Linked DNA regions of Homo sapiens: region 2 is linked to region 1. Evidence: read pairs that join two places in POLR2A ChIA-PET (ENCODE). Cell type or tissue: Caco-2. All regions are shown on one strand.

What was found. ChIA-PET counts read pairs that join two places held together with the same protein. Peaks named below come from ENCODE experiments on the same cell type or tissue, not always from the same donor. Only the 100,000 strongest peaks of a DNase experiment are listed, where the experiment ranks them.
Region 2: POLR2A ChIA-PET joins it to region 1 with 7 read pairs; 4 of 35 experiments call an interaction of 5 or more read pairs at or near these places.

What each region holds. Positions count from the first base shown.
Region 1 is chr1:52,969,362-52,973,361 of GRCh38, forward strand. The region is part of intron 6 of SCP2 (sterol carrier protein 2); the gene reads left to right. Among named protein-coding and RNA genes, the nearest start is that of SCP2, 44 kb to the left of the region's middle. In Caco-2, no CTCF peak of the experiment used is centred here; a DNase peak (open chromatin) is centred at 2,380.
Region 2 is chr1:52,896,515-52,900,514 of GRCh38, forward strand. ECHDC2 (enoyl-CoA hydratase domain containing 2) reads right to left here. Exons shown (of 10, transcript NM_001198961.2): 8 at 2,660-2,710; 9 at 923-970; 10 at 1-83. The coding sequence ends at 6. Among named protein-coding and RNA genes, the nearest start is that of ECHDC2, 23 kb to the right of the region's middle. In Caco-2, no CTCF peak of the experiment used is centred here; no DNase peak of the experiment used is centred here.

The DNA.
Region 1 (4,000 bases):
TAGCTGGTGTGGTGGCACATGCCTATAGTCTCAGCTACTTGGGAAGCTGAAGTGGGAGGACTGCTTGAGCCTGGAAGGAGGAGGCTGCAGTAAGCCAAGGTCGCACCTCTGCATTCCAGCCTGGTTGACAGAGTGTGACCCTGTTTTTGTTTGTTTGTTTGTTTGTTTTTTCTAAAAAGGCCAGGCACAGTGACTCACACCTGTAATCCCAGCACTTTGGGAGGCTGAGGTTGGGGGATCCCCTGAGGTCTGGAGTTCAAGACCAGCCTGGCCAACATGGTGAAACCCCATCTCTACTAAAATACAAAAATTAGCCGGGCGTGGTCGCGTGTGCCTGTAATCCCAGCAACTGGGGAGGCTGAGGCAGGAGAACTGCTTGAGCCTGGGAGGTGGAGGTTGCAGTGAGCTGAGATTGCACCTCTGCACTCCAGCCCGGGCGGCAGAGCTAGACTCCATCTCAAACAAACAAACAAACAAACAAACAAAAAAAGTGGCCTTTTGTGACTGGCTTCTTTAAGTTAGTATATTTTCACTGTTCATTCATGTCATAGCATGTATTAGGACCTCATTCCTTTTTACTGCTTAATAATATTCCTTATGTCATTCATTTATTCTTATTAATAAATGGTTAGTGGTATATATTTTCCTGATTACTGTGTTAAATGTATCACATTGATTCTGATATGTAGTATTTTCATTATCATTATTTTCTGACAAGTTCTATAATTTCCATTTCTATTTTCATTTTTTACCCAAGAATTATTTCATGGAAATATTTTTTAAATTTCCAGGTGGACTTTTAATTTTATTAGTAATTTCTAGTTTTATTGCCTGGTGATTTGAGTGTGTTGTTTGTAGACTGAGGGGATTCTTAGTTCTATGGTGCCCTCTTCTGTAAGTGTAGTAGAATGGGGTCTTGCAATACTACCCAGGCTGACTCTTTTTAGGTGCAATCATGGTGCACCACAGCCACAAACCCCTGGGCTCAGGCAATACTCCTGTCTCAGCGTCCTGAGTCGCTGGGACTACAGGTGTACCTTGTCCTCTTTTGCTGCTTTTCTCCTTCACCGCTCAATTGCACCATACAAATGTCCTCTTACATACAAATGTCCTCTTATGCTGCTTTTCTCCTTCACTACTCAATTGCACCAAAAGGGACCTTGCCCTTTCATTTTGCTTTTTTTTTTCCTCTCAGAACTTATACCTTTAAGATTCCCACCTCAGATCTCCTGTGTTTTTCAGCCCATTCCATATAGTCATGGTTTGATCTATAGGAATATTTTCTTGGTATTTTCACACTTGGGGAGGAGGTCTTTCTTTTCTTGGTAGTTTAGAGCAGTTGTTGGCCTGCGATTATCTCCCCTCTTCTCTGCACAGTTTCCTCAGCCTGCCCATGTACCCTTAAAGGTTTGTGTAGAAACGTGAGCAGTTGTTGGCTGGGATTTGGTCTTATATATTTTTTCTTTTCTTTTTCTTTTTTTTTTAACTTATAGATAATTTGAAATTTGGCATTTTCTATTTTCTAGTTATGCTGAGAGTATGATTTGTGCTATTTTATTTTTTCTGGTTATTCTGTATTGGTTTTAGAGGCTATAGAGAGACACAGATTTTTTTTTTTTTTTTTTTTTTTTTGAGACAGAGTCTCAGTCTGTTGCCCAGGCTGGAGTGCAGTGGCGCAATCTCAGCTCACTGCAAGCTCTGCCTCCCGGGTTCACGCCATTCTCCCGCCTCAGCCTCCCGAGTAGCTGGGACTACAGATGCCCGCCACCACGCCTGGCTAATTTTTCTGTATTTTTAGTAGAGACGGGGTTTCACCGTGTTAGCCAGGATGGTCTCGATATCCCGACCTCGTGATCCACCCGCCTCGGCCTCCCAAAGTGCTGGGATTACAGGCGTGAGCCACCGCTCCCGGCCGAGAGACACAGATTTACGTGGCCTCCATTTTTCCTCAATTACCTGGAAATCCTGTTACTGATGTGTTTTTAAGTGTATATATTTTCTCAAGTTTTACATTGCTCAGAATAATTGGACAGTTTTCTAGTCTAAAATTTGAAATATAAATGTACACTATTTTAGTGGAAATGTCATTGTAGGGAACAAGGGCCTTGACCCTCTGAAGGTTCACTGAAAATCACTTACATGAGGCAGATTAACAGGAGAAAAGGCATACAAATTTATTTAACGTGTGTACACGGGAACATTCAGAATGAAGACTCAAAAAAATGGGAAATTGTCCATTTTTATGCTTAGGTTCAACAAAGTATGGAACAGCCCTATAGAAATATGATTGGACAAAAAGCATATGATCTAATGCTAATAGACTGAGTGGAGAAACCCAGCCAGGCCTGTCCATCTAGGTTCTTCTTGGCCTCTTTGAGCACACATTCCTTCCTTCTGGGCGTGGGGCAGGTCCCTTTCTGGAATGGGGGTCTTATGACCCACAGTCAAACAAGATAGGTCAGATAGTTTGTTTATGACCAGTTTTTACACAGAAAGGTGGAGGAAGTTAAAGTAATATTTCTAGGTTTTATGACTGGCTTTGGGGAAAAGGAGTTCTGGTTTCTATGACCTGCCTTGGGGAAGAGGGATTCTAGTTTCTATGGTTAGCCTCAGGAGAGAATGGGCCTGAGAGACAGGAGGGTAGGAGAAGGTCAGTGAAAAACTTTTGCTTCTGAGGCTATCATTTGGGGGTATTGTTTCTTTATTCTTCATTCGACAGATTTCTAAATGAATTGTAGAATTTTATATAATTTAAATTGTTATTTAAAATTGCTGTTTGTGAGTGTTCTGAATGTGCACTAGAAATGAATATGTAAGAAAGCTTATAGTAGTTTAAATCATTTGTAGAACCAGCCGAGTTTGTGGTTTCATAATTAAATTATAGGATATTAAAATAGTTTGACATAAAGGCATAGCCTTTGAATAGTCAAAAATCTTAATTGGCAATTCAGAATCAGTAGTCAATAAGCCCTTCATCAGTGGCCAGGCTTAATAAATATGTAAGTGACTGGCAGAATATTTTTCAAGGGGATGCTGTCTTTTATTGATTAATCAGATCCTATGTTACGAAAAAAGGAAGAAAAGATACGAACATTATTGAACATCTCTTATGTCAGACACCATGCCAAGTACTTTACTGTTTTAGCCACCCTTCTTCCTACCAATCTATGCATGGATTGCTTGCAAATCTAATAGAGACAATAAAGCATGTGTACTTCCTAAAACAAGGAATTTGTCACCAACTGAGGCCACCAATCCCAATTTTTAGGAGATTCCAATTGTTACAATTCCCTTTTTCATGTTGAACCCAAATCTCTCACCCTATGGTTTGCATCCATGGTCTTGTTTTTGTCTTCTGAGAATGACAGAAAAAGCCTATTTTACCTTGTAGCCCTTCAAATATCTGAAGCCAGCCTGACCCTATATTTAATTTCTTCTCTTAACTACTCTCATTAGACTTGTTTCATAACCCATAAGCAGTCTAATTGCTGTACTGTGATCCCATGTAAGCTATTCTGCTAGTCACATCACACTATGAAATCTCACTGAGCTTGAGGTTTCTCATAGTTGTTGCTCATTTTTGCAGGTTGTTGTGGGAGTTCAAGAATAGAACTGAGTGTTTAATTTATATTCTGATCCATCCTATTGATAGACCTTGTTGAAATTCAACATTATAGCAGTCCCTTCCAGCTTTAGGTTTGGTGAGAGAGCCTCTAGTTTTCTTACTCACTTTGTAATAGAAATATTAACAAGACCAGAGCTGAGGTTAGAAGTTAGTGCTAGAAACTTTTCTCTAGGTCAATGCATTAATTAATGCCTGTTGTTTCACATGAGTGTAATATTGGGAAATGCTTCATACTTTAATCCTCTTCTAGATGGTCATAATGCACATAGTGCAATAGTAAAGGCTCCAAATGTCTTACAGTAAAGACGTGTTTAGCTTTGTTTAACCATAGTCTAAACTTATTTGACAGAAGAACCCTCTTTTTTTTTTTTTGGT
Region 2 (4,000 bases), 73 kb before region 1:
GGGGGTCATTTGCCAACAAATTTGGGAGTCCGCTTCTCCCTGAAGGCTGCCATGCCCTCTAGCCGGTCCCGGGTTGGAATATTCTGCAACAAGGTACAAAATATTAGTTTTGGGGGAGCAGGGCCACAGGCCCAAAAAGAGTTGCTTAAGCTTGTCCAGCCCAAGACAAGGCCAGGGTCCAAGTGTTTCCATTGTCTCTGGACTCTGATCTTGAGGCATGCAAAGGTATAAGCCTCCGTGGCTGCTTTGTCTCCTGGGGAAGACAGGCCAGCCTTTGTATTCTCTGTGCCCCATCAGCATTAGCCTCCACTTGCACACTGCTTTCATGCCTCCTGAGAACTCAGCTGCCGTCTGCAGTGGTCTGACATGAGGCTGCTCAGTAGAGAAAAAAATTCTTTGCAGTAAGAAATCTGGCTTTGAATCCAGGTTCACACTAGTTTCTCCAAGTCCCAGGACCCCTTAGGAGTATTTTGGATATCTGTTAACGTGGAGATTAGCATTTTTTACTCACCCATGAGTAAGAGATTTAATAGGTCAGTCCCAAGTGTACAGCCCCTACATTGAACACAGCCTGCAGGCTACAACCAAGCCCTTGACCTCCCAACTCCATCCTGAACTTTACAGTGGCATCTGATACAGAGGCAAAAGATGTGGTTCTTCCTCTTAAGGACCTGTGTTCTGTGATTCTCGGCATTAAGTGGGCAGGATGAACCCCAGTACATTAGATGGTTGAGGGAAAAGTCCCAGAGAGAAGCACTATGGCTCTCCTCAAGCCACTCCAGGTGACTTATGAGGGACGATGGATGCGGTCAGACTGTTTGTGTTGAGAAGAACCTTCTAAAATTGGTCATGTACCATACAAAGTCCCTCTAGCCTGGCCCAGCCTATGTTAACAAGCAGGCATGGGCTGGTTGCTACATACCTGGGCATAGCACATCCCTTCAATGGCCATCCCAGATGCAATGTCCACCTGCAAGAAAGACGTGCTCCCTGGATTGGTCTGACCTTGTCCATCTTCACCCACACTGGAAGCCAGCCCACCCTATTGCCTACAGACATCTATATGAGCAGAGATAGCTATGAGAAGGAATTTCCCTCCTAGAGAAGAAACACCATTCGTAACTATGACAAAACTGCTGGGAGAAACGAGACAGACTGAGACATTTTGCCAGAGAAGAGGAGTTCTCCTTCCCATCCGGCTGCCTCACCACGCTTCCTGTCACCCGTTAATTTCTGAACCTTTATGACCTGGGCCCTGGCAATTGCTCCAGCCTCTAGGGCCCACTGACTGGCACTTGAAAGCCTCATTCTAAGAGAAGTACCATGTGTGTGTGAACTTAATTTTCACAGCAAGGGTTAGTATCCCTATTCTACAGCTGAGAAACCTGAGGCATAGAAAGGTGAAATAATTTGTCAAAGTTCACAACAGTATGTGGAAGAGCAGGTCTTTGAACCCAGACAGCCTAGTGCCTCGAACTTGCACTCTCTCTTCTTCCCTCACTCTCATCTGGACGAGCTGCTTGCTTATCCTCCTCTGTGCCTTTGCCCATACTTTTCCTCTGGAATTTTTATCCTTCCCACAGTCCAACTGTAGAAAACAGTCTTTAACCGAGCACTGCCCAGTATGGTAGCCACTAGCCGCATGTGAATGTCAAGCACGTGAACTGTGATTAGCGTGAAGGAGAAACTGAACATTTTATTTTATTTATTTATTTATTTATTTTGAGACGGAGTCTCGCTCTGTCGCCCAGGCTGGAGTGCAGTGGTGCGATCTCGGCTCACTGCAAACTCCGCCTCCTGGGTTCAAGCGATTCGCCTGCCTCAGCCTCCTGAGTAGCTGGGACTACAGGTGCCTGCCACCACGCCTGGCTAATTTTTTGTATTTTTAGTAGAGACGGGGTTTCACTGTGTTAGCCAGGATGGTCTCGATCTCCTGACCTCGTGATCGCCCGCCTCAGCCTCCCAAAGTGCTGGGACTACAGGCATGAGCCACCGCGCCTGACCACATTTTACTTTTAATTTAAAAGCCACACATGGATATCATAATGGACCGCAAAGCTCTAACCTTTCTGGGGTGTCAGCGTGGTACCATTATCCTTGATTTGTGTCTGTATCTGCCCCCTCCCGGGGGCAGTGACCATGTTTAACTCATCCATCTGTATCCCAGTTCCCAGCTTTGTTCTGGATTCAGTGTGTGATGAGTGACTAGATGGGAGAGTTGAGGTGGACAGATGGATTAACTAGATGGGAGAGTTGAGGTGGACAGATGGATTAGCCACACCCAAGGCATCACCCCAAGCCCTGCCCTGAGGCCACATTACTGCCAGCACAAATCTTGCAGCATGGACTGGCAGCCACACAGACCCGGGTTCTTTCTACTCACTTCCTCTGAGACCTTGGGCAAATCATTTACCCTTTCTTAACCTCAATCTCATCCTCTCTCCAAGGGAGAAAGATGAGGATAGAATGTAAACAATAATACTGTCTGGCCAATTTGCAGATGTGTAAACTGACGTAGAGCACGAGGTCAGAGTTCAAGTCTGTTAGAAGAGTCCACTTCCTGAGTTTTTCCCAGCTGTGCTGTCTGAGCTCTGAAAGCACTGTGTCCCAGCCGCGACCAACTTTAGTGGACCCAAGTCCCAACCCAAAACCCTCTCACCTCCGTTCCTCGGTCAATGGCTACTTTGCCCAGCCGCACGGCAATGGGGGCCTAGGGAAAAGCAAAAAGTCTTGGTTGAGGAGGGCATCAAGGCTGATAGTTGCAGGTCTGAGGTGCACAGCTTTGTTTTAAAGGAGGGAGGCAGATGTCTGGGTCTGGTTCCAGCCATTCTGCTGACAGTTTCTTTAGCGTTAGTCCTATAACCTGTTAGCTGAGGTTCTTTTTCTATCATGAAAGAAGCCAGACTCTGATCCCTGAACACCTGGGTTTCTTGTTATTCAGCCCATCCTTCCAACATGCACAACATAACTAGTTTACAAAGTGCTTTCCTCCCCCACAGACTCATCTAATGGTGCTACCCACACTTCTAGGCTGGTGTCATCACTGATGACCCAGCTGTGATTTTACAGCTGTGAGATTGCAGTGCAGGGAGGTGAAGCACTTGGCTGTGTTTATCCAATCATTGGTGAGACTTGGATTGGACTCCCAACCACCTTTCCCACTTCCTCGACCTCATTTCAGCAAATGCCAGCCTCTGCGGTAAGGTTTTACCCCAGCAGAGTGAAACAAAGTCAGGGTTAGGAACTTGGGCTTTCAAGTCGACAGGGCTGTGTTGAAATCCTGGTCTGTGGGGCAGTGCAGAGGGGCGGGTGCATTTTAATACAGCCACATAGAAGCAACAGTGTCTGCTTTGTCACTGGCCTTGGTTCCACACCAGCCCTAGCACTCCAGTCTCAGCCCCACTTCCAGGCAAGGAGGAATTACTTCCTATATCATATTATTTGAAGTGTTTATAAAACTTTCTCAGGAAAAGTCTCAAAAAAAAAAAAAACTGGGAAAAAGAATTGCAATGCTTATGACAGATGAATTTCCTTGATTTACAAAAAAGTTAGTATAAAGTAACTTTTAAACCATTTACAAAAGAGTATGTAAAAGGTCCACCGGAAAAGAAGTACGAACGTGAAGGATGTCCAGCAGCTGCTACACGCTTGAAAGGCAAATCAAAACAGTGAGGTACTGTGCCCTTTCACCTCAGACCAGCAAATACTAAAATATCAATATGCCTACTACTGCCGAGACTGGGGAAACCAGTATTTACATACATTATTGATAGAAAAGTAAAAGAGTATGCCACAGGAGAGCAATTTGGCAAAAACTGGCAAAATGCTGGTGTGCCTTTATAAAACAAAACCAAACCTTTGTTTTGTTTTATAAACGAAGGTTTATAAATGTTTTGTTATATAAAATGAAGGTTTTGTTTTATATTCTTCCATGTTTGAATTCCTTACTATGCATATTTAAATTTTGTTTTTAAAATTTGTTAGAAACAGATTAGCCTCG